Linked DNA regions of Homo sapiens: region 1 is linked to region 2. The links are chromatin loops, found by intact Hi-C in ENCODE. Cell type or tissue: A673. All regions are shown on one strand. Links, peaks and the distances in the headings refer to the core of each region. The heading gives the core; the rest is flanking DNA. Region 1 overlaps RBMS3 (RNA binding motif single stranded interacting protein 3). Region 2 overlaps RBMS3 (RNA binding motif single stranded interacting protein 3).

What was found. A loop is a pair of places that touch in the nucleus more often than their neighbours do. Peaks named below come from ENCODE experiments on the same cell type or tissue, not always from the same donor. Only the 100,000 strongest peaks of a DNase experiment are listed, where the experiment ranks them.
Region 1: a loop joins it to region 2, with 2.0 times the contacts of the local background. A loop is called at or near these places in 3 of 110 quality-filtered maps.

The regions. Positions count from the first base shown.
Region 1 is chr3:29,338,806-29,354,489 of GRCh38, forward strand. All of the region lies in intron 1 of RBMS3 (RNA binding motif single stranded interacting protein 3), which reads left to right. Among named protein-coding and RNA genes, the nearest start is that of RBMS3, 66 kb to the left of the region's middle. In A673, for the core only: no CTCF peak of the experiment used is centred there; DNase peaks (open chromatin) are centred at 8,286 and 8,786; H3K27me3 peaks cover 1,954 bases.
Region 2 is chr3:29,504,846-29,520,529 of GRCh38, forward strand. The region is part of intron 3 of RBMS3 (RNA binding motif single stranded interacting protein 3); the gene reads left to right. Among named protein-coding and RNA genes, the nearest start is that of RBMS3-AS2, 130 kb to the right of the region's middle. RefSeq lists an enhancer at 10,441-11,058. In A673, for the core only: no CTCF peak of the experiment used is centred there; a DNase peak (open chromatin) is centred at 9,446; H3K4me3 peaks cover 1,096 bases; H3K27ac peaks cover 1,915 bases.

The DNA of each region.
Region 1 (15,684 bases), core at 4,752-12,751, 170 kb before region 2:
AATGTCTCTTAAGAACCACCGTATCAGCTATTACTCCAGACTTCTGATACGGTTTAGAACAAATTTTGTCACCATGTTATGGTTGAGTGGAACAGCATCATCAATTTTGATATGATTCTTGGCAGGTGTTTTCCTTGCTAATTTCAAATGATTGCTTCACCTGTTAGTCTCTGCCACTCTTGCTACTAATTGTCATCTTTGCTAGCAGACCTCACTCAGAGGTCAGCCACTGTAAGCCAGGAGACTCCAGGATCCTCTAACTCTTGTTGGCCTCTCACCCCCACCTGTGGTATCCCCTGACAGGGCTGTGGAAAGGATGAGTTAGTAGAGGAAGCCTGACTTCTCTAGGGCCCATGCCGTAATTCTTCTGGAGATAAGTAGGGAAGCCTCATTCTTCAAGCTCTAGGCCCCAATCCTGTTTTCACCGACACTAAATTCACTTCATTATCCTTGTCTGCCTGAAGACAGACCAAGACAAATGGCATTTACAAATGAAAATCTTGGGGGCGGGAGCATTAAAGTGTGCCTAATAAGAAATCAGTTGTTCTCTCAGTGTTTCGTGTGCTGGTCTGAGCACCAGGAAGTGGCTGCAGGTCCTCGCAGATGTGGAATTTCTGAACTGAATTTCTGATATTTTGTTGTCCAAAAATAGTCGGACAGTACTATTTGCAGTCATTAATCATGATTATTAAGCAAAGGATCAGGAGAGCTTTACAGCTGTTATTTAACTCCTAATGACACTGCAGAGTGATTAGATCTCAGGTAGACTTTAACTTTTTTTTTTTTTTAAGAAGAAAGAATGATGTGGTCAGAACAGTCATCCCTTTTTAGTGAGGGGAATAGCGGTATTAAATAAGCAGTTGCCTCACAAGTACAATTCCTGGAGTTCTGGCAAGAACTGCTATCTAAAATAATATGTTATTCACAAGTCTCAGAAGTTATGTTACCCTTTAATAGAGTAAAAAATTTGAATGCATTAGTGGAAGATTTCAAGGATAATAGAAATGCCTTGAAAAGAGACGAACTATTGCCTTAAAGTCACAAGATGGCACAGAGTATGTTGTCTGACTATGCATCAGTGTAGGGTGAGCAGCACATTTTGTTGCCTGCAGGTAGGAGGAAAATGAGAGAAGTAGCATCCTTTGCACCTAAGGAGATGGCTGCCAAGGGAAAACGTTGTGCAAAAACACCAAGTTGGGGCCAGACACAAACATTGCCTTGCATTTTTGCTGAGGACAGGTCTCTACTGATAGATATCTTCTATTAAAGCACAATCCTAGATCAAAGTAATGTCAAGCACATATAGGAAGATATTTTGATAGAGTTTGTCTGTCTTCTCCCAGGACTGGCTACATAATTTGTGGAGCCTAGTTCAAAATGATAATATGAGGCTTCTGGTTAAAACAACAACAACAAAAATAAGTATTTCAGAGGTGGTAGCAAAGAATTAAACTAAGAATGGTGTCCCTCTAAGTGAAGAGCTCTGTGTACCAGTTTCATGCCCATGAAGCTGGCCTTGTCTTCCTTTAGCACATTTACTTTTTCTGTTTTTTATTTGGCCAATGGACACCGCCATTGGGGTGTTATCTTATGACAGAATGCAATTTTGCAAAGTCTAATTTTAAAATTGTGTATTAAAAGTTTTCCCTGGACTTAATGAAGGACTTTGAATACCCTCTCTAGTTGCCAAATAAATTGAGTTTAATGAATCTCAAAATCATATGTGTTCATCATATTCTTTATAGCGTCAGTTCCAAGTTTGTACTAGAGAGATTTGACAAAATGCCACATCTTTTCTTCTGTTCAAAAGTCAAATATCCTTAGAAGAGAGGAATACCTTTTGCCTGAATCTATTATAGCACAAGCAAAGCTGGTTTTACTGTAAAATCCCCTAAAACCAATTCTACTTTTTAGGAGATGTCAAATATCTTGGTTTTCTCTATGTGCTTCGCTTTTTCAGTTTGACAAGATAATTAGATCATAGTATTTCAGTGACATAGCAGAAATGGTAGCAAATAAAGTACATTTTATATTTTCTATCCCTCCTTCCTATTATATATATCATTTTTAAAAAGTTTAAGTTAAATCCTTTTTTAATAGATAAAATGCTATCTGTAATGCTTTTTAAATTAATTTAAACTTAGTTTAATAATTTTTAATATATTTGTCTGTTTTATTAGTTTTCAACATGTGAAATATCATTATCATAAGCGCCATACCACTCTTGCAGTGATTAAGGAGAGCCAGCCACTAGCAATAATCCTTTTTCTTGTTAAAGGAAAATTAATCCATGTAAATATGAAAAATCCCTGTATTTGTAGAAATAAAAATCCATATATAAAAATTCATATATACATAAAATGCTGTTATACGTATGCAGATATAAATAAATGAAATCTTAAGTAATGAAACTGACAAGTGGTAATTGCATACAAAATTATGAAATACAGAAGAATCAAAATGTTTTGTATATTCTCTCATTTAATTATTAACAACTCTGTGAAGTTGGCTTTATCACTACTTTGTCAGAAAAAGAGATTCAGGGAAATTTCATTATGTTGCCCATTGTCACTCACTGGAGGATTTGAACACTTATTTGTATTAATTCTAAAATCCGTGGTCTTTCCATACCACTCTGCCATCTCAAGCATAATATTTTAAATCTTATAAGTATTTTTATTTTATCATCTATTTGTATTTCTACTTTTTTATATTAAGTAATATAATAAATATTCAATTTGACCAGCAAGGTTATTAAAGCTCAAGGAGGTAAAGTGAATTGTCTGAGCTTGCTCATTTCTCTGGGAGCCCATCAGAGGCTGGAACATTGCACTGATGACCCCCAGCTCTGTGGTCTTGTCCCTAGACCTCCACTTGGCTTCTCTTCCTCTTACTGCTCTTAACTAACAGCATGCATTTGTCTTTAGTGGTTTATAATCCTTTATAAGAATTTCTGCCTATTTAACATATATGAAATTATTATTTTTCACCTCCCACCATCTAAAATAATAATTACCCTCAAACAAGGAAGACAAACTAAAGTCATTTTTTATTCTGAAAATGTAGAACTGAACTCTTCATTTTCAGTATGATGCCAAACACTACTAACTGGATTTCATTTAATTGGATTAAAACTGACGGGACACATATTCTCTCGAATGTGCAACCTCACCCCTCTTGCTTGATCTTCATAAAACATCATGTATTTAGTCAGATTGCATCCCTGGAGATACAGTTGGAGTAGCTGGTGACTCTAGAGAAGTCTGAAAGTAAGAATACGATTCTTGATGTGATAAGGAGATATATTTTTGAAGTAACAACATGGAATAAATCAAGAATAGTCTGTGCTGAATTTTGAGTTATTTCCAGAAGTGGAGGCTTCAGGTGTGAACAGAAAATGGAAACCTGGTTTTCTTACCAATTGATTTACTAGATCATCCGAGGAGATTTGAGACCTAGTTCTTTCTGCTACTCACAGATGTATGGAAGAGCTGCCCAGTCATAAAACCAATTTTGAGGCCAATTTCAAGTGGACAGATAATGGTAAATCTTTAATTAGTTTGATTATATTTTTAGCCAGTTGCCTTTCTGGATTTGGAATATGCTAAAAATTAATTTACCTGTGCCTTACCCATTGTGTCTATTATTGGCACCTCCCATTTCTATTTGAATAAGGTATTGAAAGTTTAGAATCATTGAAAAAAGTATTTTTATAGTATCTTTAAGAATCACAGTACAATAAATAGCTAATTTAAAGCTTGGATCGTGAAAACACAATGGATAACATATAGTATAACGTAGCTATATGCCGAGGATATTATCAAGTGGGTAGGGATTTATTTCCATAGTTATAAAAAATATAATTGCCTTGAAACTTATGTTTTACTTCTACTTCGATCAATTATATAGTCAGGTAAGTATATGTTAAAACCTATACGTAGTGGTTGAATTACACAGTTTTTCACACATTATACAAATAGTTCATTTGTTTGAGAAAGAGTTGAGGAAGATCCTCCAGCCCCTTCTCACTATAAAATTATATGATTCTAAGTTTATAAGATACAAAAAAGCCAAATAAATGGAAATTAATGGAAAAATTGATTTACTGGCTTGTGTGAGAGTAGAGACTGAAATTCTACTTAGATGCATGTTATGTATTATGTTTAAGCTATTTTAAAAGTAGGGCTATTAGGAAAGAATTTTAGTGCAACTGGTTTCTTATATAGTTGCTATTCAGTAGGATACTTTTGAAATGGTGAAAAGTTTGTATCTGTATACATAAAACTCAATTCAGTAATATGTTTGTATCCATATTGTTGATCTAATGTAGTAGTATAAAAACAACCTAAGGAAGAGCTTCCATGCGTACACAGAGGTTATGAGTTGTGGTCTGAGCGAAATATCTTTTGGGATTGGCTTATAACAAGTGAGTATTTGCATAAATAATGCCGTTTGGGGAGTTTTTTAAAAGAAATTTCTTAAGATATAGCCAGTTACCTAAGAAAATATTGTGTTTTCTATTTATCTAGTTGTACCGACACTGATAATGTTGAGAAATCTACATTAATTGACAAAGAAGAACAATGCAATTTGACATATTAACTACTTTAGTCTGAGTGAATTATTTTTGGATCTTTCAAAATAAACTTGCTACTTGAAAAAAAAATTTACATATCTGTCTAATTAATAGACTATAGTTTCCCTTAAATAGACGGCTAATATTTTACCCTTATTTATGAACAGTTTTTATTTTGTATGTAGTATCAAATCACAGAAAAAAAAATGTTCCTAACTTCAAAAATGGAAGACAACATGCCTCTCAATTGGAATACGACTTAGGTCTTGGCTGGAATGTTGGTGAACTGAAGGCACTGAGGAAAACCAGTTCAACCTCATTGTCCACTAGAAAACAGTTCCTTTACAGAATGAAGAATTAAATATGGTGGCATAAATTTAACTTTCCTGCTGCTTTTGATCCTAAGGTCACAACTAGTAAGTAGCAGAGACAGAATTTGAACTAAGACCGTTCTCTGCATTCCCTATTTTGCTATGCTATGTAGCAGATTGGGCTGCACACTGGTAGTTTGCCTCCATTATCCTTGCCCTTCACTACAATAATGGACTGCAAACATAAATAACAGTGTTTTCATTTTACAGATACAGAAATGGGGAGTGAGTACAGTACAAGTACTTGCCTAAGGGCATACAATAATGGGTGGTGAAGCTGCCATTTGGACTTAGATCTCTTTCCTAAGTCTCTATTATTGCCTATATTGACCCCAGACAGAAGAAATTACATTTTTCTCCCTTTTCTCCTCCCTCCCTCCTTTCCTTCTTTCCTTCCTTCCTTACGTCTGTCCTTCCTTTCATTAAAGCAAAGAAACTAAGCTCCCTCATATTTGTAAGGAAAGCCTTTTCATATCACTTTTATTCATCCATTATTTGTAAAGGCATGTTGTCGACCAGGTGCTGTGCTAGGCATCATGGAGTGCTAAACAGTTGTGAACACTGTCACAGTACCATGTGGTCTGTAGAATTTTATCACACAATAGCAATGGCTTACTTCCTGAAAAGTAGAACAGACACTCCAAAAAACGTAGTATTTCTCTTAACAAAACAAGGGCAAATTGAAATTGTCCTTGGTTCTGCTTCAGTTCAGCAGTTTTGAATCTTCTTTTGGGAACTGCTGGTAGAGAGCAAGTTCCCAATCATGGCTACTATTTTTAGCTTCATAAGACTCTTGTGTCTATAAATGATATTCCCTTTTTTGAGGATAATGTCTTAAATGCAGTCCAAAATCAATTAGCTATTATGTGCAACCAGGCTACCCTTAGAAAGGTGACTATCCTTTTTTGTATATATTTACCAGTATTTGCCACCCAGACCACAAGGCAAGGGATTGAGGTAGTCACTGGTATTTTTCTGGGAGTAGCTTAAGCTTATAATTTTCATGTACATATTTCCCTTTCTCTCTTTCCAAAAAGGATTATTTAAATTTTTCAACATTTAAGCATAGAGGAAATAAATAAAATAGGTTATCTTGTCATTTTCTCCATAAGGAACTTCTTCAGAAAAGACAGTGTGTAGACAGTCCCAGTGGCTGTCCCCTTTAACTCAAGCCCAGGACCTACAGATTTCTCTGTAGCTCAACAAAATGTCTTTCCACAAAGGGCTGGAGGATTCTTAATTATCAGTTGTTGAATTTCAGTCATCCTGATAACACCATTTAGCCAACTGTGATGGCAGCGATATTTGTCTTGTTAAAGACCCTGAAGTTAAATTACTGCTGTACTATTTTCCTTCAAGCCTGACTTGTTAGTTATGGTGGAAGTGAGCTATTGACTGGGGTCCTCCCATTCATCTATACTTCCTTTATTATTTTAAATGATCTCTAGAGCTAAGGGGCAGCAATTTGCATTATTTATTCAATGAATTCTACCTGATAGTCTTGTCTATAATTTCCCTTGTGAAGAGAACAGAAAGACTAAGAATGAATAAATTGTCTCTTGAAAACTCATGGCTTTATCTGCTTCTGTCACAGAAATGCTATAGATTTCAGTTTTCTTGACTGAGAAATATTTAATAACAAGAAGCTCTACATTCTAGCAGTTTAAAAGGAGGAGGATTTTTTTTTCCCCCACTCTTTGTCTCTCACTGTTTCTTCCTCTCAGCTATACTTTACCTAAAACCTTAATTTTTTCCCCCATTGCTTTTATGGGGATTCCTCTGAAAGACATAAAATGCCTCTCTCCATGAGAAGCCCTGTCATAGGAGACAGCTCTTTCCATCTGTATATTTTACTTGCCTTGCATGTAATTTTCTCATCCAAATGGAAAGCTCACCATGCTCTAATGAAACTTACTAGAGACTCCCAGAAAATTCATGTAACCAGGTTTATGTGTGGGTCTGATGTTTTAAGGGACAGACTGACAATTCATGGCCAGAGGAGGCCATTAAGGAAACAGGTTTGATTGAAGTCCCGACACAGATGTTGACAGCATAATTAAAATGATTAATTGGAGTAAGAGAAGTGTTTCAAACTAATTAGAAAAATGGTTTGGTTATACCCCCAGACTGTACAAATGGCCAGAGGAGCCAATTTTTTTATATAGAGAAGGGAAAAGTGAAGATGTATGTTAAAACAATGTCATTCTTCTTTTATCAAGAGGATACTGCAAAGTTTAAAACTATGATTATTGTTATGTTGGTTTTCCTGTGAGTCTTTAGGTCTATTATCCCAGCCCCTTTTGCCAGGTGGCTGACTGGGCATAGGCGTGCAGCCACGTTCAAGAAACAAAGGGAATACTTGCATAGAACTGGAGTTGGCCCATATTGACATAAGACAGTTCTCAATCACAATAACTATTTACTTGCATATTGCTTCTCCAGAGAGAATACAAGTACCCCAAATTACCATCAGATGGCTTAGCACATAGTAGGGCCTCAATATTTTGTGTGTTTGCTGAGGCAACCAAAGCCATATTTTTAAGTATGCCTAAATAATAGGACTGAGAAATTTTTCTTCCAGTTATGCTTTCATTTTCTTGATTATTTCTGTTTTATTGTGAATCCTAGTAAAGGCAATTCATTCTTTTTTTTTTTTTTTTTTTTTTTTTGAGATGGAGTCTTGCTTTGTCGCCCAGGCTGGAATGTAGTGGCGCGATCTCAGCTCACTGCAACCTCCGCCTCCCGGGTTCAAGTGATTCTCCTGCCTCAGCCTCTCGAGTAGCTGGGATTACAGGTGCCGACCACCATGCCCAGCTAATTTTTGTATTTTTAGTAGAGATGGGGTTTCAACAGGTTGACCGGACTGGTCTCGAACTCCTGACCTCAGGTGATCCACTCACCTTGGCCTGGGATTACAGGCGTGAGCCACCGCGCCTGGCCAGCAATTCATTCTTATATCTTCAGAAAACCTGAACTATCATGGACCAATCGGTTTTAGAGATTATTAATGAGCATTAGCAGGGGCATGTTTCAGAACTCTTTGCAGACACAATTTAGTTAAAACATTTCTTAGTTTCTATAAAAGCAAATGTATGCTATTGTGGTGTTGAAGCTCTTTGTACACAAAGTAAACATTACGTGAAAGAACTCCTTTGGCCTGCAAACATAACATTTAAATGGCTATTGACCATATGTTTCTAACTAAAAGCACTATGAAAAACAAGTTCTTGCCAGATTTCAGGTTTTTTTCTAGTTGTGCTCTGTGAAGCCTGGTGGTAGGTTTTCAGTTAATGCCTTTGGCTACATGAACAAGGAGTTTCACCAAGAATGTTGGGAATTCCTTTGGTGACCAAAAGGAAATATGAAGACTCTGGAGGCTGATGAGAGAGACAAATAATGGGGAAGTCATAAACATCATGCCAATTCCTGTCATTTATTTCATTTTCTTTTTAAAATAAGATCTGAAATTGTTTAAAAGAATTTTTGAAAAGCATCAAGTTAACTTTCTAGCACTTTTAAGTTTCATGTAAATCAGTATTCTTCAAGTGCCACATAAATATGTGTAGGTAAGTGTGCTATTTCTAGGTCTATAATATTTAAAGATATTTAATAAATAGGTTTCATTCGTTGCATGCAGGATGCTGACTAAAATTGATAGAGGAAAGGTCTAGGGGTTTGTTTATTTTAATTTAATACAATGAAATACACTTGTAATCCTATTAAATTATAGTCTATTTTGTATATTCTTGATAATTGAAGTTATTATCTATGGGTGTGTGCATTCGCGATGGGGGGAAAATGGTCTATTGGGAAGAATGGCATTTTGACAAATCACAGGAAATAGTCAATTATGTGGATTCCACGCAGTTTCCAAGGTTATGACAAAGATTTTACCCCTGAAATTCATGAACCATAGTCTGGAGGGAGTTTGGATGGAATTACAATTCAAGTGGTTTGTTTTGGGAGGAGTATAGGGTGGGGACAGAATTAAATGTTCAGTTTATTTCTCCCCACAAAACTCGCCGTGGCAGCACCCTTAAGAGGGAGAGAATGCAAACTTGTTTTCTTTAACACAAAATTTCTAGCAGTATGAAATACTGAAACATTCCGGATGATAAGGGCCTTAAAGCTTAGGTTTATGATCATAACAATAACCTATTCACATTAATATACTCAATAAAGTTGGCTATATACATGAAGTGCTAATGAAGTAAACAACAAATGAGTTTTCCAGGATGCTGCATACTTGAAATTTACTGAGTGTAGGGTCTCTTTATCAATAAAGTTGGAAATTTATTTTTTTCCATCGTTTTCCTCTTGTTTCAAGTCTCTTCACTGCCTTGTCATTTAAGTAAATGACAAGTAAACAACACATGAGTTTTCCGGGATGCTGCATACTTGAAATTTACTAAGTGTAGGGTCTCTTTATCAATAAAGTTGGAAATTTATTTTTTTCCTCAGTATTCTTGTTTTCGTCTTGTTTCAAGTCTCCTGACTGCATTGTCATTTAAGCTGTTAAGGCTGAAAATAATTCCCCAAAGGGGACATTGAACTAAAATATTTCAGGCAAATTTATCTCTAAAACTTTTAATCTAGTCAGGAAATATTAATAATCGATGCAGGTGGGGTTGTGCATAAAAGAAATGCTATAAAATGCTACATTGTTCATCGAGCATATAGTCAGACAAAACACTGCATTTACTGTCTCCAGAAAATGAAAGTTAATTTATGTATTTCATCAACAGACTTTATTATAGTGCCACATATTTGTGGTAGACTTAAGGCCGTGAGAAATTTTCACTCTTGACTTCTCTCTGTTAAAAAAAAAAAAAAAATCAAATCAAAACACTCTTTATGTTTAAAAATGGTTACAATACAGTAATAAAAATGTGGCTTACTCTTTGCTTTTCACTAATAAGTTGAGTAGCAATTGGCAAAAACCAAAAATCGTAAACTCCCTGAGCTCCAATTTCCTCCTTAATTAAATGAGGTCACAGAGACCAGGATCCACTTTAAGTAGCAAATTGAGGCTCAATTCCGAAATTAGAATGTGCAGCTCCCATTCAATAATCCATCTTTAATAAAAATGTAGATTAACATTGTGTCCCATCCTCCAGCCCAAGTCTGCAGTAGAAGGGACTTGAGAGTAAGATGCTTGGTGCTTCTTTTTCTTTCCTCTCTTGCAGTTCACCTCATTCTTCAACTGCTGGTTCTCATTTCTAACCCTGCTAGTGTCAAAGTGAGAGGGTAGGGGAGGACAGGTGAGGAAGGTAGGGAAGTTCGTACTTGACTTTCTTGAGATGGCTTTGTATATTCTTACCAGGTCTCTCTCTTTCTTGAGATCTTTCTTAGGCTCCTTTGAGGCCTTTACTGTGGATGTTTGAAAGCACATCTGTGACATTGATGATAGATTTTTCTCCAGCTCTCTGCTCCCTTTGCACCCCGTGGAGATCTACTCCTAAAATTCTCTCTGCAGGAATCTCATTAGCCTCCAGTGGTTTTCCTGGACAGGAGACAAAAAAGCTACAGTCGTACTCTCTCTATTCCTCTGTAACCCACATCTTGTCCAGGGACATTGATCCCTGGCTCCAACAAAGTCTGAGAATGCAGGTCAATCCCAATACAGCTGCACCTTTCTACTTTGTGCCCAAAGCAGTTCATCAGTTGCTTACTTTGTCCTCTATGTTTCCTGTATAGGGACCAATCACAGTTCACTTTGCCGTATTAACTCAGAGCAACATATTAAGCTCTTGAGGGGTCCCTCTGAAGCTCCTCTGTCTTAACTTGAGAAGCAAGCACAGAATAACTTTCTCCAAACAGATCTTTAACACAAGTCCTTCTTCCTGGTTTCATTGGTTTGCACTAATTTTTAATCCTCAATGTAGATTTTAGGCCATTTAGCTCTCTGTCACCCTACTCTGACATTTTGCAAATGGTATTGTATCGTGTGTCTAACAACTCAGCTGTCTGCTGTCTGTTTTATCTTGGTGCCTCAGTTAAAGAATCCAATGTAACATGCTGTTGCAAATGAGTTAAATTCCGATAGCCTTCAGAACTAATTTTTTGTTTCTCTTTGTGAATCCATCCCATGAATCTCGATTTATTCATAAAAATATAGTTGTTCAGGCCGGGTGAGGTGACTCACGCTTGTAATCCCAGCATTTTGGGAGGCCAAGGTGGGCAGATCACCTGAGGTTGGGAGTTCGAGACCAGCCTGACCAAAATGGAGAAAACCCCATCTCTACTAAAAATACAAAATTAGCTGGGCATGGTGGCACATGCCTGTAATCCCAGCTACTCGGGCGGCTGAGGCAAGAGAATTGCTTGAACCTGGGAGGCGGAGGTTGCAGTGAACCGAGGTCTCACCATTGCACTCCAGCCTGGGCAACAAGAGTAAAAACTCCATCTGAAAAAAAAAAAAAAAATCTAGTTGTTCATTTTGAACATTTTTGAAAGTTAGGGATTTTTTAAAAAACTGTCATTATAAAATTATGGCTAAGAATTAAGGGATGACTGTTCCTGCTAGTTAGCATGGTTCATAATTGGTTGTTTTTTGTTTGTTTGCAAATTGAATGATCAATTGAGTTAGGTTTGGTTCTTTCATTTTAGAGATTGCCAATATATGTAAAATTTGTCTAGACAGGGATTGATGTCCACAGAACAGAAAATCATATAGGTAATTATATAAAGTAAACTAATTTCAGTTAGTTTACTTCATGTAAAATAAGTGAAAACAATTCAATCTTAAAAGGTCTTCATGTGACGAAATTGCCCTAAGCATCTCATGTATGTATAAGGCACTATAGTAGACAGTACAGGGGCCACAGAGATGGAGAGAACTAAGCTCCCTCTCTCCTGGGACAAAGCTTATGCTCTGCTCTGAAAGTGTCTGTCTTGAGTGAGCCTTAATCAGCATCGCGAATATGGAGTATCTTAGTTTCTTTTGAATGGTAATCGATTGTTTAGGGGAATAGTTTTAAATTTACTAAATAATGTGTTTTTCTTTTAATGTTAAGGAATATAAAAAAGGACCCCCAAAATGTTTCATAATCTACTGCACAGATAAGCCTTTTGCCATAAAAGGTAAAAGAAAAACAAAGTAAAAACAAAAAACTATAATGTGCATGGTAAAAAAAAAAAATTAATACTATGGAAAGCTATAAAAGGAAAAGTGGACATCTTCTGTGCCATTTTCTCCTTCCAAATCTACCATTAACAATTCTGCCTGCTTTTCTAGAAAATATTATGTGTATATATATATATTTGCACATATATAAAGTTATTATAGATATGCCTATACCAACTTGCTTACTTGATTTCTTCCCTCCTTTCCTCAGTTGTTCATTTTGCTTTTTCTCTTAAAGCACTACCTCATTCTTTTTAATAGCAACGTTGTATTTGCTGTAGTTAATTAGTCCACTCTTATGGAGGCTTTCATTGGTAATACAAATAATGACGTGATGAACATTTTCCTGCAAATTTCCTTATGAACCTCTAGGATCGTCTTCTTAGGATTAATTTCTCTAAGAGTTGCTGTATTACATCAAAGAAATCCTGAGTTTTCTGTTATTGTAATAGAAATTGCTAAACTGCCCATAAGAAATTATCCATGCATTTACACTTCACCCAGTACAGTTTTCTGTGTTTCCTCATAATTGCTCTAACATTACAATCACTGTATTTACAAATGTTTGCCAATCTGAACTGTGAAAAACACAATCTCTTAATTTTACTATATATCTACTTCATTACAAAGGAGGATAAAATATTTGTATGTTTCTCCTGGAAGCCTACCCTTCCTTACAGATTTTTCACTTTGTATTGTCTTTTACTGACTTTTTTGAGTTTTTTTTAGATTAAGGAAAATACATATGTATTTGATAAGGCATTGCATAGATTTTCCCCAATTAGTTTTCTGCATTTTGATTTTGCTTATGATATTTTTGCCATATAGAAGTTTAAAATATATGTATAATAATATCTCATATGTTTTTCTTTTGTGCTTTCTAGGTTTTGATGTCTACTTAAACACCTTTCCCACCAAAGCTTATGAATAAATGCAACCATTCTTTCTTCTAGATTTTTTTTGTATTTATTTTTATATTTTAGTGTAAGCGATGGAATACACATGTACGTGCTCATACATTGCATACACACACACACGTACCTGTGTATAATTTCAGTCCAATCAACTGGACCTAGAGTCCCAACACTAATTATTGTAATTATTGAATAACTTCTCCGTGTATACCGATTTGAAATTTGGTTGCGTCATTATGGATTTAATTCTCATATGTTTTGGTTATATTTCTGAATTCTTCTATTTTTTACATTTGCTATAGATCTATCTCTTCTCCAAAAAAGAGTATTAAAAATTATGATTTCATAATTATTTTTAAGACTATTCTCCCTTCTTGATTCTTAATTTTCAAAAATTTTCTGCAACTGCGTCTTTTTTTGAGACAAATATTTTGTTCGTTTTTGCAAACATACACTAATTTATGGATAATTCATTTGGGCCTACATTTTACTTATAAGTTAATTTTGAACAATTTTGGCTTCTTTATACATTCAGGTCCCCCTTTTATAGTGCATGATATATCTATTTATTCACTAAAATATTTTATGGTATGTGGTTGAATTTTAAATTTCTTCACTTAAGTGATATAAATTTATGTTAGATTTATACCCAGTATTTTATATTTATTTTTAACTGATACATGATACATATTTATAAGGTACATGTGATATTTTGTTACATGCAGTAGAGTGTATAAAGATCAAATCAAGGTATTTGAGGTATCCATCACTTTGGGTATTTATCATTGCTATGTGTTGGGAACAATTCAAGTTTTCTAGCTAGGTTGAAATATACAATACATTGTTGTTAAACATAGTCACTCTATTCTGCTGTTGGATAATCACTCTTATGCCTTTTGTCTAACTGTATGTTTGTACCCATCAACCTACCTCTCTTTATCCCTCTTGCACCCATAAACACTTCCCACCCTGTAGTTTCTATCATTCTACTCTCACTCTTTATGAGATCAACTTTTTTAGCTCCCACATGTGACTGAGAATATGCAATATTTGTCTTTCTCTGCCAGGCCTATTTTACTTAACATAGTGACCTCCAGTTCCATCCATGTCACTGTAAATGACATACATTCATTCTTTTTTTTTTTATGGCTGTACAGTATTTCATTGTGTATATAGTATTTTATGTTTTTGCTTGCTATTGAAAATTGGTTCATGCCTTCATTATACTTAATACGTTTAAATGGCAATTTTATATATTGCTTTCTTATAGAATAATCTTAGTGTTCCTAATATATTTTTAATTTGATATTCTTGGGTTTTGTTAGGTGTAATCACATCACCTAAGATTGGTGATAAATATGTCTGATTCTGGCTTCCCATTTCTGCAACTCTTTTTCTTTCTCTTATCTGATTGCATTATCTAGTACCTCCAGAGCAGTATCAAATTATGGCACATTTTTATTATGTTCTTCATTATAATGAGAACAATTCTTATTTCCCCATTAAATGTGATGGTGGCATTTGACTTTGTGTGTATTGGTACAAATAAACCAGATATTTTTATTATCAGGAGTTTTTTATTATTAATATTAGACGAGCTCTGTGTGCCATTTTGCGTTAAAGGAGTATAGATTTATAGAAACATTTATTTCTTAAATAGCTATAAGCTACTTTCTTTGCTTGATTGAAGCTGGGCATTTTTGCTGTTCTTTTGCTTATAATTAGGTCTGTAGGAAGGAAGATTTTGTAATCATGCTTCATTTTGCCATCTGAAAGGAAAAGTCTGGTGGGAATATTTTAATTATTCATCATGGAATCTCTGTATAGCAAATCAAATAGAGTTATGTATTTTTTACTTGATGATTTTGCTAATGTGGTTCTAATACTCACAACTTAAGCAACCAAAAACAACCAATAATATTTTAAAACAACATAATTAATTATTGCTTGAAAGTTTCTACCAAGGGGCATATGGACTTCTATGAGATCCAATTATAAACCAGGAAAAAGAGAGATCAACACTTGTATTTTAACACATATGCAGTTTCTTATTAGCAAAATTTCACTGATAAACATATGCTAAGTTATTATAGATGTGAGCCAAAAGTTCTTTAGAAGTAGGTATATTCTGCATTTGAACTCTACAGCATTTGAAATCACATTGGCTGACACGAATTAGTATTAGATCTGGAAACTTTGCCAGTAATTCTTCTAGTCTCCAGGAAAAGTGAAAGCCTTTCATTTTGGTTTTCTTTTTGGTTTGTTGGTTTTGCTTTCATTTCTGATTTTTGTTTGGTGGTAGGTGCTTTTATGAAATACTTTTTTAAATTACCCTTACTATTTATTGATTAATTGTTGGTAATTATTAATTATCTACCTTTCTTAGTGTTTTTCTTCAAACTCTGCAATTAGGAATACCCACATATTGGAACATTTGCTACTCTATCTCATTCCACATGTGTGTGTATGGTGTATATATGTGTTTACATATTTGTGTATATTAATTTCCACAAGTATTTTATGCCCATAAATATTCATGCCATAATAGACTTTTGTTCATTTATGATGCAAAAATTAACTCTGAAGCAAACTGTATTCTTGCTTCTCATGGTCACATACTTTCTCTCTCTGTCTCTAAGCTTTGTTAACCTAGTGGTAAATTCTGTGGTACCCATTTGCATGCATACATACGTGTGT
Region 2 (15,684 bases), core at 4,869-12,868:
GGTGAGCATGTTTTCATATACCTGTCGGCTCTTTGTATGTCTTCTTTTGAGAAATATCTATTCAGGTCCTTTGCCTATTTTTAAAATTAGGATATTGAATTGATATATGTTAACCCCTTATTAGATCTATGGTTTGCAAATACTTCCTCCCGTATCAGACATATGTTATGTCTTCACCATGTTGATTGTTTCCTTGGCTGTGTTTTTCAGTTTGATGTAGTCCCATTCATCCATTTTCACTTTTGTTTCCTGTGCTTTTAGTGTCATGTCCAATAAATAAGTGACCAGACCAATGTCACAGAGCTTTTCGGCTGTGTTTTCTTCTAGTAGTTTTATAGTTTCAGGTCTTATATTTACATTTTTAATCCCTTTTGAGTTGATTTTTGTATGTAGTATGAAATAAAGGTCTAATTTCATTCTTCTGCTTGTGGACATCTAGCTGTCCCAACAATATTTATTGAATAGACTGTCCTTTTGCTCTTGTGTATTCTCAGTACCTTTGTCAAAACTCAATTGACTGTAATCACATGGATTTGTTTCTGGGATCTCTATTCTGTTCCACTGATCTATGTAATAGTTTTTATGCCAGTACCATACTCTGTTTATTATTGTAGCTTTGTAGTGTATTTTGAAGTCATGTAGTGTGATGCCTTCAATTTTGTTTTTTTTTTTTGTTGTTTGTTTGTTTGTTTTTACTCAAGATAGCTTTGGCTGTTTGAGGAATACTGTGGTTCCATATGAATTTTAGGACTTTTTTTTATTTCTGTGAAAAATGTTATTGGAATTTTTATATCAATCACATTTAATCTGTAGATTGCTTTGGGTAGTATGGGCATCTTAATAGTATTCTTCTAATCAATGAACGTGAGACATGTTTCCATTTATTTGTGTATTCTTCAATTTCTTTTATCAATTTTGGATCTTTTTTTAATGTACAGGCCTTTCATCTCCTTGGTTAAATTTAATTTTAAGTATTTGATATTTTTGTAGTGATGGTAAATGGGATTTTAAAAATTGCATTTTTGGCTATTCATTGTTAAGTGTACTTAACATATATTACTATATTGTATGTTGATTTTTTATCCAGCAATTTTACTGAATTTGTTTATTAGTTCCAATAGTTTTTTGGTGGAATTTTTTAGGCTACATTATAGATAAAATCATGTTACTTACAAACAAGGATAATTTAACTTCTTCCTTTCCATTTTGAATGCCCTTTATTTCTTTTTCTTGCTTAATTGTTCTCGCTAGGGGACGTCCAGTAATATGTTCAATAGAAGTGGTAAGAGTGGGAATCCTTGTCTTGTTCCTAATCTCAGAAAAGAAAAATTTCAACTTTCCCTCATTGAATGAGATATTAGCTATGGTCCATCATATATGTCCTTTCAGGTATTGAGATACATTCCTTCTATACCTAATTTGTTGAGATTTTTTATCATGAAAGGGGATTGGATTTTGTAAAATAATTTTTCTGCAACTATTGAGATTATCATATGGTTTTTGTCCTTCATTCTGTTAAGGTGATTTATCATATTTATAGATTTATGTATGTTGAACCACCTTTACATCACTGGAATAAATTGCACTTGATCATGGTGAATGCTTCTTTTAATGTGATGTTAAATTTGACTTGCTAGTATTTTGTTGAGGTTATTTACATCTATGTTCATCAGGGATATTCGCCTGTAATATTCTTCTCTTGCAGTGTTCTTGTCAGGCTTTGATGACAGGAAAATGCTGGCCCTATAAAATGTATTTAAAAGTATTCCCTCTGCTGCAATTTTTTGGAAGTCTTGTTTGAAAAGTATTAGTATCGGTTCTTCTTTAAATGTTTGTTAACAGTGAAATCATCAGGTCCCGGACTTTTCTTTCATGGGAAAAATGTTATTACTGTTTCAATCTCCTTGTTATTGGTCTGTTCAGATTTTCCATTACTTCATGGTTTAGTCTTGGTTTTTATGTTTTAGTTTTATGTGTCTAAGAATGTATCCATTTTTTCTAAGTTATCCAATTTGTTGGTATATAATTGTTCATAGAAGTCTCCTATGATCCTTTGTATTTTTGGTATCAGCTATAATATCTCCTCTTTCATTTCTGATATTATTTGAGTCTTCTTTCTTTTTGTTCTTTGTTGGTCTAGCTAAAGGTTTGTCAATTTTGTTTGTTTAAAAAAAAAAAACTCTTGGTTTTGTTGACCTTTTCTATTGTTTTTCTAGTTCTGCTTCACTTATTTCTGCTCTGATCTTTGTTTTTTTTTATTCTGCTAACTTTGGCCTTAATTTCTCTTTCTTTTTCTGATTCCTTGAAGTTTAACATTAGGATATCTCTTTACTATCAGCTGTATTTAAAAAAAAATGAGGTTCTTTTATGACCTCATTTCAAGAGTCAATAAACTTTCCATACTCTTTAGGTACATACACTAGATTATGTAATTTTTTTCTACAGAAATAATGTTTTAGGAATAGAAAAATTATACACATGAATGCAACCTTTGCTTTGTATTCCTGAAAACTTGGAAATAACCTAATATGCACAAATAGAAATGGCTAAACTCTGGTTAAAACTATAGAGTATTTTATAATTATGTAAAGGAAAAATTGTTAAGACTCTGAGGCAGCATGGAAACCTAGCTATAGTATGATATTAATTGCGAAAAAAAAAGACAAATCTATGTATGCTCTGCTAATAACTAGGTCAAAATGTGAAGTATGATGGCTTCTGACAATGTTTTTACTTGATATGTGTAATTATCAGTTGACATGTCTCTCTCCTCTGCACTGTGACTTCTTTGATGGGGAGAGCATATTTTTCCATATGTGCAAAAACAAGACCTAGCACATAATATGAGCTAATAAATATTTCTGAATTAACCCTTGAAAAGGTAGCAAAAAAATAAAATTATATAATTGTATCCATGATCTGACCACAATTCTCTAAACATAATGCATTTAGAAGGCAAAGGTCTAAAGGAATTGTATAGAAGTGATTACAAGGGTTCTTGTGTGGTGAGGTATTGATTTTTCAATGTTCATTATATGTTTAAAAAATTCTCCTATCTATAATAGAAAACAACAATAATGACTAAAGTAGTATTAGCACAATTTAGCAATACTGAGATGCAAGAAAAACTCATTTTTTCAATAATGAGAAAATATGAAGATTCATATTGTCATTAAAATTCAATTATATATGTGAAATTTTGAATCTCTGTTATTTGGAATGAGATGTCAAGAAAGAGAAACTTCTAACTACTAATCATAATATAAGGCCTCTCGTCATCTGGCTTGTTCTCTCCTCTCTAACACCAGAAATAGTGTACATTTGTATAATATAATCTATTTTTTCCCCATATCTCCTTCTTTTTTAATTATTATACTTTAAGTTCTGGGGTACATGTGCAGAATGCACAGGTTTGTTACATAGGTATACATGTGCCATGGTGGTTTGCTGCACCCACGAACCCATCATCTACATTAGGTATTTCTCCTAATGCTATACCTCCCCTATCCCTCCACTTGCCAACAGGCCCCAGTGTGTGATATTCCCCTCCCTGTGTCCATGCGTTCTCATTGTTCAGCTCCCACTTATGAGTGAGGACATGCAGTGTTTGGTTTTCTGTTCTTGTGTTAGTTTGCTGAGAATAATGGTTTCCAGCTTCATCCATGTCCCTGCAAAGGACATGAACTCATTCCTTTTGTGGCTGCTTAGTATTCCATGGTGTATATATGCCAAATTTTCTTTATCCAGTCTATCATTGATGGGCATTTGGGCTGGTTTCAAGTCTTTGCTACTGTGAATAGTGCTGCAGTAAACATACGTGCGCTTTTTTTTTATAGTAGAATGATTTTTAATCCTTTCGGTATATACCCAGTTACGGGATTACTGGGTCAAATGGTATTTCTGGTTCTAGATCCTTGAGAAATCACCACACTGTCTTCCACAATTGTTGAACTAATTTACACTCCCACCAACAGTGTAAAACCGTTCCTATTTCTCCACATCCTCTCCAGCATCTGTTGTTTCCTGACTTTTTAATGATCGCCATTCTAACTGGCGCGAGATGGTATCTCATGGTGGTTTTGATTTGCATTTCTCTAATGACCAGTGATGATGAGCTTTTCTTCATGTGTTTGTTGGCTGCATAAATGTCTTCTTTTAAGAAGTGTCTGTTCATATCCTTTGCCCACTTTTGATGGGGTTGGTTTTTTTTTTTGTAAGTTTGTTTAAGTTCTTTGTAGATTCTAGATATTAGCCTTTTGTCAGGTGGGTAGATTGCAAAATATAACTCTTGAGTGTAGGGAGTATTCACATTCTACTCCATGTGAATAGCATCTCTAGAATTATACAATGAGCAACCTATGTGGCCATAGTGATGGCTCTGGTCAATTCTTATCTCTTACCACATATCCAACCAACCATACCTAATTATTTACATGCCACATGGAAAAATACTTTGGTGCCTGTTCTCTTTGCCTGTAACGTAACAAGCACCCCACATTTACTAATAATGACTAATATATAGTGAGCATTTTCTATGTACATAAATTATTCTAAGAGTTTTACATATATGATAGCAGTTTTTTCAAATTGATATAATTATTGTCTTCATTTTCTAGGTGAAAGAGACAAGGAACTTGCCTAAGTTGCCATAACATGAAATAGCAGATTTGGGATATAAATTCAGGTCTGCTTTGTTTTAAAGCCTGGGTATTTAATGTCTCACATGTCATCCCTCTTTTATGCTGCCTGTGTGCTCTTCCTTGACTTGCGAGACTCAGCTGATAAATTCCTCAAAGCTTTCCCTGTGCCTTCCACGCTAGCCCAAGCTGCCTTTGGTATCCTTCCTCTATATCCCTTAATACAAGTCTGTTCTCCCAAAAGTATACCCAGAATTTAGCAAGCTGTGTATAATCAGTGATTTTTCTTTATTCATGTTTCACTTAAACTATGGGCTTATCAAGAGTGAGAATTGTACACCTATTCAGAACAACAACAAAGGACTGTATCGTATTCATTTCTTGTTCACTCATGCTTAGCACATGCTTTGCACGTGAAGTAGTTGTCCAATGCATGTCTAAAAGAATAAAATGATGAATGGCTTAACCACATCTCAGATTCTCAATTCATGGTTATAGCACAAAAAAATGATCATGCATGTGATTTTGGCTGTGATTAGAAACTGGGATAAAATTGCAGCCATTTATCACAGAGATGGAATAAGCACAATTTCTTATTAAGTACCTGTGGACTCCATACTTTTGCAGATACACTGCTTCTTTAAACAATGCTTTAATCACAACATTTGGCTGCTTCAAACCTGTATGTGACTTGTTATTTCATTCTTTATCAAGTCTGAATTTCTCAGTATAGATTTAAAGAGCACTGATATCATAGATCAACCCATAGTGATTTTCACCTTGTTCTAATATGTATCTTTGACACCAAGAAGACCAGTCACTTTACTCTCCCAACGCGCTATACTTATACCACCATTCAGTCTTTACTCAGCTCATACTCCAGCTCATTATTCTTCTTCCATTCTAAACCTGACTTAGATTATTAGGCAAACTTAAATTCTACTTACTTTATAGAGGGTTCCCTGCCTAGGTTAGCTCTTGGTAAAGTCCCTTTTCTATTGCCTATGTCAAATAATGTACCATATGATACAGGTTGAGTATCCCTTTTCTGAAATGCTTGAGACCAGAAGTATTTCAGATTTCAGATTTTTTTTTCAAATCATGGAATATTTGCATTCTAATTGAGCATCTCAAATCCAAAAACTCAAAACCCAAAATGCTCCAATAAGCATTTTCTTGGAGCATGAATTTTGAGCATCATATAAGCAACTCAAAACATTTCAAATTTTAGAGCTTTTGGATTTCAGATTTTTGGATTAGGGATGCTCAATTTGTAATATTGTTGACTATTTGCAGCATTGCTTTAGTTATGTTAGCATTGTTTATTTTTTCCTATAAAGATATGAGCAGATGCTATGCATTTCTCTTGTTTAAAATTACAAGTTATTGTGTGCCCACTCTGTGCTAAAATCTATTCTGCATGTTTTACAAATATTTTATTATGAAAAGATTTGAGTTTCCTTTTGGTTAGTGATAAAGGAGAAAATCTTTCAACAGATGCCATGAGAACTGATTAAAATAAAAAGTTAATTTTGGCCGGGCGTGGTGGCTCACGCCTGTAATCCCAACACTTTGGGAGGCCAAGGTGGGTGGATCACTAGGTGAGGAGATCAAGACCTATTGGCTAACATGGTGAAACTCTGCCTCTACTAAAAATACAAAAAATTAGTGGGACATGGCGGCATGCACCTGTAATCCCAGCTACTTGGGAGGCTGAGGCGGGAGAATCACTTGAACCCAGGAGCAGAGGTTACAGTGAGCTGAGATCGCACCACTGCACTCCAGCCTGGGCGACGGAGAGAGACTTCATCTCAAATAAAATAAAATAAATAAAAAAGGTTATTTTAAACCAAATTTCTAAAAATAAGTGTGATTCTCAAATTTAACAGTGATCCTAATAAGGTATATGAACAGGCGATAGCATAAAACTAGTTCTGTGCGTGGGTGTTTTGTGTCACTTTAATATTCAGTATATAACATGTGGAGAACTAGTTTTACTTTTCCATGGTATTTGTTGGTGCCTCTGTGAGTCACGATGTTGGGTCTACTGATTCTAACTCATGTCAAAAGACCTCAACTTTATATTTAGCCCAACACTGCCAATGTCTGCTGTTGGAAATAAAGGGGAGCCAGGCAAAAGAGTTTGAATCAGCACAAATAATTAAAATTATGGACCCTACTCATAGGACCATCATACATAAAGAATAACACCCCTTTTGCCTTTATTTGGAGAATATTACTCAACCACTTCACCATTTATAAGAATAATAACAAAAATGGGATTTTCACATTATGACTTTAAAGTTGAAGGATCCAATTGTGTCTTGGGAAAAAAATGAAAGCATATGTATCACAAGACTAACTGAAAACAGAAATTTCATTTCTGTTCATATTCAGAGCCACTTTGTTAACACTGTGCTCCTGGGTTTGGAATTCCCTGGAGAGAAGAAGTTAGAAAGTAAAAGGCAAGCGTTCCCAGTAACATTTGGTTTAAATTTGCATGCAATTAAAATCTTATGTTATGGTACTAATATTTTTTCCCTTTTCTGGTTTCAGAAACACTAGGTGTTTCTGACACATTTAGTAAAAGCCTCCTTTTCCTTATCATTTCTGACTCTTTATTCAGATTTACTAAAAATAAGAGTCAAGAGAAAGAAAAAATGGGAAAGTCTGCACAATGAAAAGGTGGTCTTCCTTATTTTTCATCAGTTAGTCAGGATTATTTACCAAGCAGAGGACTGCTCTGTCATTTTTATACTAATTTAATTCTAAATAAATATATCAAAGATTTCTAAATGTTGGATTTAGGCATTTGAAAAAGGTTTTAAAAACAGTAATTTATCATTTAGCTGCAGCATGTGATAAGTGCAATGAACAAATTTTGATTCATCTGACATTAGTTAGAATTAAATTATTATCTAGAGATTATAAATGTTGCATTAATCCTTCTTTAATTTAATAATTAAGATTTATAAGTATTCACAAATATATCTGGAATAAGTAATTTAAAAAGTCTTAAAACTTTAAGATTTGATATCAGGATATAAACATAATTCTATTTATTTATATTTTCCATTTGATATTTGATCCATCCTACTTTATGACTTTCTTTTCATCAAGAAACTGACCCAAAGACTTGAGGATTACTACTAAGGACTTTTCAGGGAAAATAAAAACGAAATAACCCACACCAAACAAAAAGCGGCGGTGGTACAGCCATAATACTTCCTGTTCCTTGTAGATCAATCTGGGACAAAGGCTGTCTAATATTTCAAATTCTGTGGCATGTGAACAATACTGTGTGCACTGGGCTTCCAACCTTGGCATTTAGAATGCATATATATGAGCAGAGGAAAATTCCAACAATCTATCCTTTCTTTATAATCTTGCAGCAGTTCCAAAAGTCCTTAGCTGAAGGATATATTTGGAAAGCGCTGCTTGTCTGCTCTCACCACATTCAGGTAACCATTCCAGAGTTCTTAGGTTCCACTTGAGAGGTAACTTGCTATTACCATTTGTGCTATGTGTCATAAAAGGGCCCTATTATTTTCAGCAAGACCCCTCAGCAGCAGTTCCAAAGGAGCAGCTAGAGATTTGATTATATAGGTCTCTCTCCTGAACACATCCTTTCGCATTTGACATTTACACTGGTGGCGGATTTTTATGTAACTTGTTAGAGAGCAGTCTGAACCTTAGAAAGGTGTTAGTCTTCCTAGAACCCTCTGGCAAAGGAAAATCTTTTATTGGACTTAAATGTTTTGAGTTGAAAACTGTACTTGTTTGATTGGAAAACCTTTCAGGGAACAGATTTCGTTATTTTTCTAAGCTAGGCTGCAGGAATTGAGCCGAAGATATCACTAACCAAAGACCTGAGAACCAAAGGAAATGACTCCAGTGTTTAAAATCCTTTTATTTCCTCTGTGAACGATATCTCTGCAACTGAGATGAACCATTCCAACTGGCCCCCACCCAGACTTTATGGGAACTGAGATTAGGAAGTTGTATGGTCACAATAGTCACTGTACAAATTGCTTTCAGTTTAAAAACCTCAAAGTTCTTGACAAAGCCATAATTTCTTGCCACATTTTATTTTTTCACATGGGTGACTGATCTGTCATTCATTAATTACCCTGCCAGGATTCTTCAGTTCTTTTAGAATGATCTATATATATAATAATTTCATTTGGGAGGAGGACACAGAGTTTGTGAGAAGTATGCAGGGTGCCTGTAAAATTTGTCTTTGCGAGACACCACATATTTTGCCCATTTCTGTTGCCTTCTATTTGAAAAAAAATATTGTTGGGCCACAGTCAAGCTTATAAAAATGTGTTCTTTTCCTTTCCTAATTTCATTCTATACTTTCCTTCTTGCCTAGCTTTTCCATAGCTGAGATGAATAAAATGTTGGATGTGGTCTCAAAATTCAACACTCCTGACTTCCTTTGACACAATCATGCCCTGGGGAAATAGAATCATATTCATAACTCTCTAAAGCATTCTCTGCCCTTGCTTTCTCTACCCAGGCTGGAGAATCTTATTAATCTTTCTATTCCTTGTGCCTAACACAGTGCCTGGCATGTTTGAAGGCACTGATTTATATTTAAACGTGAAGTAGCCTAGAATAGGAAGCATATAATAGATTGGTAAAACATAGAGTATGTAAGGAAGGGATTATTACACACTTTAAAAAATCAGGGACTGTTGTCTGAATTAAACATTGTTAAGGATGTAGCAATGACACAATTCTCCATTCTTCTAAAATTTTTAGTACTTCCCTATATTCGTCTCTGGGGAATTTATGTGGCAGAATGCTCTCTCACCATGTTTGGCAACCTAAAGCTACTCAGACTTCCTTAGAGGTAGTCGCTCCTCTATCTCAAAAGCTTTCTTGACAAGAATGATTTGGGTTGGATGGGGATTGGTAGTAGTTTTCTCATTTAACATCTGCAACACATATTAAAATGAACTTTAGTAACCTGACATTTAGCACTGAATGGGATTTACACATACGAGTTGCTCAATCTAATGTGATTTGATCCAACATTTGTCAAACATGTACTTTTGGAAAAACACTGTGATTGACACTGAGGATAAGAAAAAGGAAGCGATTTATCCCCAAATGCTCAAGGGGAGGAGAGATAGGTGCATATATATATGTGTGATAGGCACATATATATATATATATATATATATATATATGATAGGCATACATATATATGATAGGCATATATATGTGTATATGATAAGCATATATATATGATAGGCATATATATATAAGCATATATACGATAGGCATATATATATATGATAGGCATATATATGTATATATGATAGGCATATATATAATAATATGAGGATAATAGCTAAAAATAATACCTAACTGTCAGTGAGTACTTTATGCATGTCAGATTTTCTTCTAATAACTCCAGATGTCTTATTTAATCCTACAGAGGCCCTTCGAGGTAGATGTCAACGTTACCAGCATTTCACAGATGAGGGTAATGAGCCACTATGTTCAAGATCAATCAGCTTCCAAAGTCACAGAGCCTGATAGAGTCCAGGAAGTTCCCAAATATATGCTCTTAAGTACTATGCAGTAGTGCTGTAAATAACATGCTCTTAGAAAGAATGAGGAAGTGGTCAAATCGACCTTAAGTTTGGAAAAGGCTTAGGTGAAAGCTGCAGGAGGAAGGTAGTATTTGAGCTTTGCTCTCCAAAATGAATGTAAGTTTATCTAGCAGGGATAGCAGGAAAAGATTTACCTGGAAAAGGAAAGAGCATGGAAATGGCAGAAAGTTGTTGAAGTGCATGACATTTTCTGATGTCTTCAAAGTGCAGTGCTTGCATAAGGAAACAGTAAGTGATATAATCTGAATGCAAGCTCGTCTTATGGTGAAGGGTCTTGCATCAAGGCTAGGGTAAAGAGCTTGTTATAAAGGCAATGGAAACCAAGGAGAGGTTTATAGGCAGAAGAAATAATATGGCCAGAGTAATATTTTGGAAAGTCGATTCTGGCAAAGAATTTGGAATGACAAAGAAGGAAGAAAGCTAGATGCAGGAAGACAGGCTGGAAGGATGTATCCTTTCTCTTGCATTCATGTGCTAATAATAGAAAGAATGACTAAACACTGACTTAAACTGTTTTTCACACCGCATAAGAAGGAGACTGAAGGTAAGCAATCCAGAGCAGTAGGGTGACTCCATCTAGACACTCAGCACTTGGTGTGTACCTTTCACTTCCTGCCTTTGCCTTGTGGTTGCAGAGAGCTAGTCCACTTTAGCATTACATTTGCAGTACATGCAGGAAGACCAGGAAGGCTAAAGGGCAAAAGACAAGTGCCAGCTGAGTGTGTCCTTGTTCAAAAGCTTTGTGCTTTTATAATTGGCCCCAAACTGTAACATGGTCGTGGGTTCTTAATACCCAAATGATGTTGGAAATAGTAGTTTTTATACCTAGGCACATGCCAAAACAGAATGCCGGTAGGGAAGAGAATTCCGTCAAAATTGATATTGGAATTGTTTATGTGAGAGTTGAAGAGGACATGGACCAGGGACTTTAAGGGTACAAAAGATAAAGTGGGGACAGGATTTAGGAATGAGAATCAGGAAGACATGGGGACCAATAAGATGAGGCAGGCTGGGAAGGGGATTGATCAAGGAAGATACTGTTGTTTCTGACTTTGGCAACTGCATCTGTGATGATCGTTTTAGCCGAGGTGTGGAGAATCAAGTAAGATCAGTTTTTACCAATAAAATAATACATGTGATTCAAGATATATTGAGTTTGATGTATTTCTAGGACATCCGATGAAAAATTTGGTAAGTTGATATAAACAGGCCTAGAGGTCAGGAGATGACGATCTGAGTGTCAGAATAATCTAAACCACAGAAGTTGATGAAATCACTAAGAAAACACATAGAGTGGCATAAAGCCTGAAGACTATGGAGAGGAAGTTTTTTTTTGTTTGTTTTTGTTTTTTGGTTTTGTTTTGTTTTTTGAGACAGAGTCTCACTCTGTTGCCCAGGCTGGAGTGCAGTGGTACAATGATGGCTTACTGTAGCCAAGACATCCCACTTTAGCCTCCTGAATAGCAGGGAACACAGGTGCATGCCACCATGCCTAAGAAGGTCTCACTGTGTTGCCCAGGCTTGTGTCTAATTCCTGGCCCCAAGCTATCCTACCACGTCAGCCTCCTAAAGTGTTGGGATTATAGGCATGAGCTACCACACCTGGCCAAGGAGAGGAACTTTTCAAGAGCAAGCTGAAAATATCAGAGAAAGGGGAGCAATATCACAAAAATTAGGAGTAATATTTTTAAAATGAAATGCTCAACAGTATCAAATACCTTAGAAGATTTAAGAATGAAAGGAGATGTTGAGTTAGCAATTAGGTTATCATTAGTGTTCAGTACATGTTGAAACAATAAATGCATTAAAACATGAACTTCTAGCCAGGTATGGTGGTGCAATCCTGTAATTCCAGCAATTTGGGAGGTTGAGGCAGGTGGATCACTTGAGCCCAAAAGTCCGAGAACAGCCTGGGCAACATAGTGAAACCGATCTCTACTAAAAATACCAAAAAATTATCTGGGTATGGTGGCACGTGTCTGTCGCCCAGCTACCCAGGAGGCTGAGATGGGAGGGTGACCTGAGCCCAGGAAGTCAAGGCTGCAGAGCGTTTTGGTTGCGTCACTGCACTCCAGCCTGGGCGACACAGCGAGACCATGTCTCTAAAAAAAGAAAAGAAAAACATGAAATTCTCATCTGTGTATGTGAGGTGATTTCATATATGTGTGTGTGTGTGTGTGTGTGTGTGTGTGTGTGTGTATATATATATATTTTTTTTTTGTTTTTTTTTTGAAACAGAGTCTCGCTCTGTTGCCCAGGCTGGAGTACAGTGGCGCAATCTTGGCTCACTGCAAGCTCCACCTCCCAGGTTTACGCCATTCTCCTGCCTTAGCCTTCCTAGTATTCAGGACTACAGGTGCCTGCCACCACGCCAGGCTAATTGTTTTGTATTTTTAGTAGAGACGGGATTTCACCTTGTTAGCCAGGATGGTTTCGATCTCCTGACCTCGTGATCCGCCTTCCTCGGCCTCCCGAAGTGCTGGGATTACAGGCGTGAGCCACCGCGCCCGGCCCTACATGATCTCATATTCTTGCAGAGACAGTTGTCTACTGCTACTGTCCACTATTTCTATTGGACAGTATGATTTTCTAGACCTAGGGGGAATACTGGGTTTTTGTTAGCTGTTTTATCTTACAGAAGATGTTTTCAATAAGTTAAGAGAAGAAATCATATAGAAGTCAAGGCAGATCAAAAACCTATTGAAAGACAAAAATTGTAGTTGTGGGAAAAAAATGTCAAGGAAATGGGTACATACTGTGAGTAAAGTTCTAAGTGAAGTCACTGAATTTTCTATTTTATTTCCTGTTCCTCAGAAATTCTTTATAACCTTTTTCTTCCCCCTAAATAATCATTCTTGTAGCTTTTGTAAAACTGTCTTATCTTAGGGTAGCTAAAAAGGCAAAAAGTAGGCCTGTTGTGCATAAGTAAGAGTAACTCACAATGCCTACATTTTTTAGATAATCCTTACCTCTTATCTCTTTCTGAGAGCAGGGCATTCATTCACATGCACATGGGTATATACTGAGTGACCATTAGGTGCCTGATACTGTACTAAGCACAGGTTATTGGGTGTAGCTAGCACCTGTATTACTGTCAAGAACTGCAACTGTTTGTGGTTAAATTTGGAGAAATACTAAACCAATATCCACCCTCCTTCTGTGGGCCTATACCCACTTAGAAATTAATGTCTTTTGGAAACTTATAGATAGAACAGTTGTTATTTTATGAGTTATCATGTCATGGCATTGGGTACAAAACTAATGCTTCTATTTCTTGTTTTAGTCAGTAAAGTAGCCAGCGCCATGTGTGGACATGTAAATAATAAAAATGCCTTAGGAAATATACAGAGATTTTATTGTTAATAAATGTGCATGGCTATCTCCTGATCTATTGTATAGTAAAAGAAGGTCATTATTAAAGGTGCATCCTTTAACAGAAAAGAATATGAAAACATTTATGTTTTCAGGATCAATTAGCAACTCTCTTTTCACCTTGGCAGGACATGTCTAAAGTTTAAGTAGCCATTTTCATCTCGTCAACACATTTCATACCACTTTCTTTATTCATTTTTTAAATTTGGTACAATATTCCAGCTCATTCACAGTTTGCAATTTGCTGAAGGCAGAGGTCTACTTATACACTGTATGTTAATATGTAGCAGAGATGACATTCTAATTTTGTGTCTCAACTAGCAAAGTATCCACTTCCCTTATAAAGAATTAATTATGATGTTCACTAAAAACAAAAGACAACTGTAGATGATAGGGCTACTTCTGTGAGCAAAGCTGTTGGGGGCCTGGAGTGAGAAGAGAAATGGGAAGCAAGTGATTGAAAGTGGACATTTTATATTAGTAAGATCGTAATGAACCATTTGAAGGAAAGTAGAATACGCAGAGAGCAAATTCTGCGCTTTGAGTGTATTTTCGTGTTCCAAAAGAAAAAGTAATAATAGCATGAACTGGCAATGTGACAGTGAAATTACAATGTCTTCTGTTGATATCTGTAACGTAAGTTGGTACAACCCTTCTAGAAAGCAATTTGTCCATGTTTCAAGCCCCATAGATGTGTTACCTCAGCATTTACACTACTGCAAACTTATTTTGGTATAGAAACTTATCCAAGAGAAGAAGAAAGCCATCTGTAGAACCTAAATGAGGAATTATGAGGACTAAATAAGGCGAGGGCTGTGTCAGTGCAGATTGAGGGAATTCAAGAAGGGTTAGAAAGGCACATTGACTCCGTTGGGTGATGGAAGGGACAGATGTGGGATGCAAGGTGAAGAAGAGGAAGGAGCCTAGAACGACCTCCAAGCAACTGTCTTGATTCATTCATTGAGAAACAAAATATAAAAGGAGCAAAAAATAGAAAGGTCACAAACATTTTGCTTTTGAAAACAGTCTGAAAACCACTCAGTCCTATGCCATTCTCCTCAGATGAGGGTGTGGAACTCAGAGGTCAACCAACAGAACTCAAATCTTAGTTAACTAATTGACTGGCAGTTCTTTTGCTGTTTGGTTTCTATCTGAATGAAAAATCTCCTGCTTGGCTTTCACACTTCCTGTCAACTAGACCAATTAGGATAACATTAAGGGATAGATTTTACTATGGAAATCTCAAGCTTGGACCTCATTTTCCCCCCAAAATAGTATCAAACTGCCTTGTTATTATTAAAATGGGAGCTTTACGATAGCATTCTTAAGTATGGTGATTTTTTTACACCACATAATAACTTTTACTGTGATTTATTGAGTCTGTGGCCAAAAGTCTGACCCTTCTGTTCTAATCACAGTTGCCAGATAAAATACAGATGCTCCAGTTAAATTTGAATTTCAGATACATAATGAATACATTTTTAGTACTTGTTTCATATAAGTATTTTTATTATAATGTGTCACATGCAGGTATTATTCATTGTGTATCTGCAATTCAAATGTAACTGGCCATCCTGTATTTTTATTTGCTAAATCTGGCAACCTAGTCCCAATATTAAGAAGGTCCATTCATTCTAATGATCTAGACATAGCAATGGTAGTCAAGGAGCCAAGTGTAGCTACTGAGCACTTAAATGTGCTTAGTCCAAACTGAGATGTGCTGTGAGTGTAAAATACAAACCAAGTTTTAAAAACCTACTATTAAAAAGCGTGCAGTATCTTGTTAATAATTTTAAAATTGATTGCATGTCAAAATAATAATATTTTTTATAGCTAGGGTTAAATTAAATATATTTAATTTTACCTGTTCCTTTTACTTTCTAAAAATTCGGATACTAGAAAATTTGAAATATTTGGGGCTTGCACTACATTTCTATTGGACAGTACTGATTTTTTAGATTTAAGGGAAATACTGGTTTTTCGTTAGCTGTTTTATCTTGCAAAAGATGTTTTCAGTGAGTTAAATATACACCAACAGCATAGAAAGT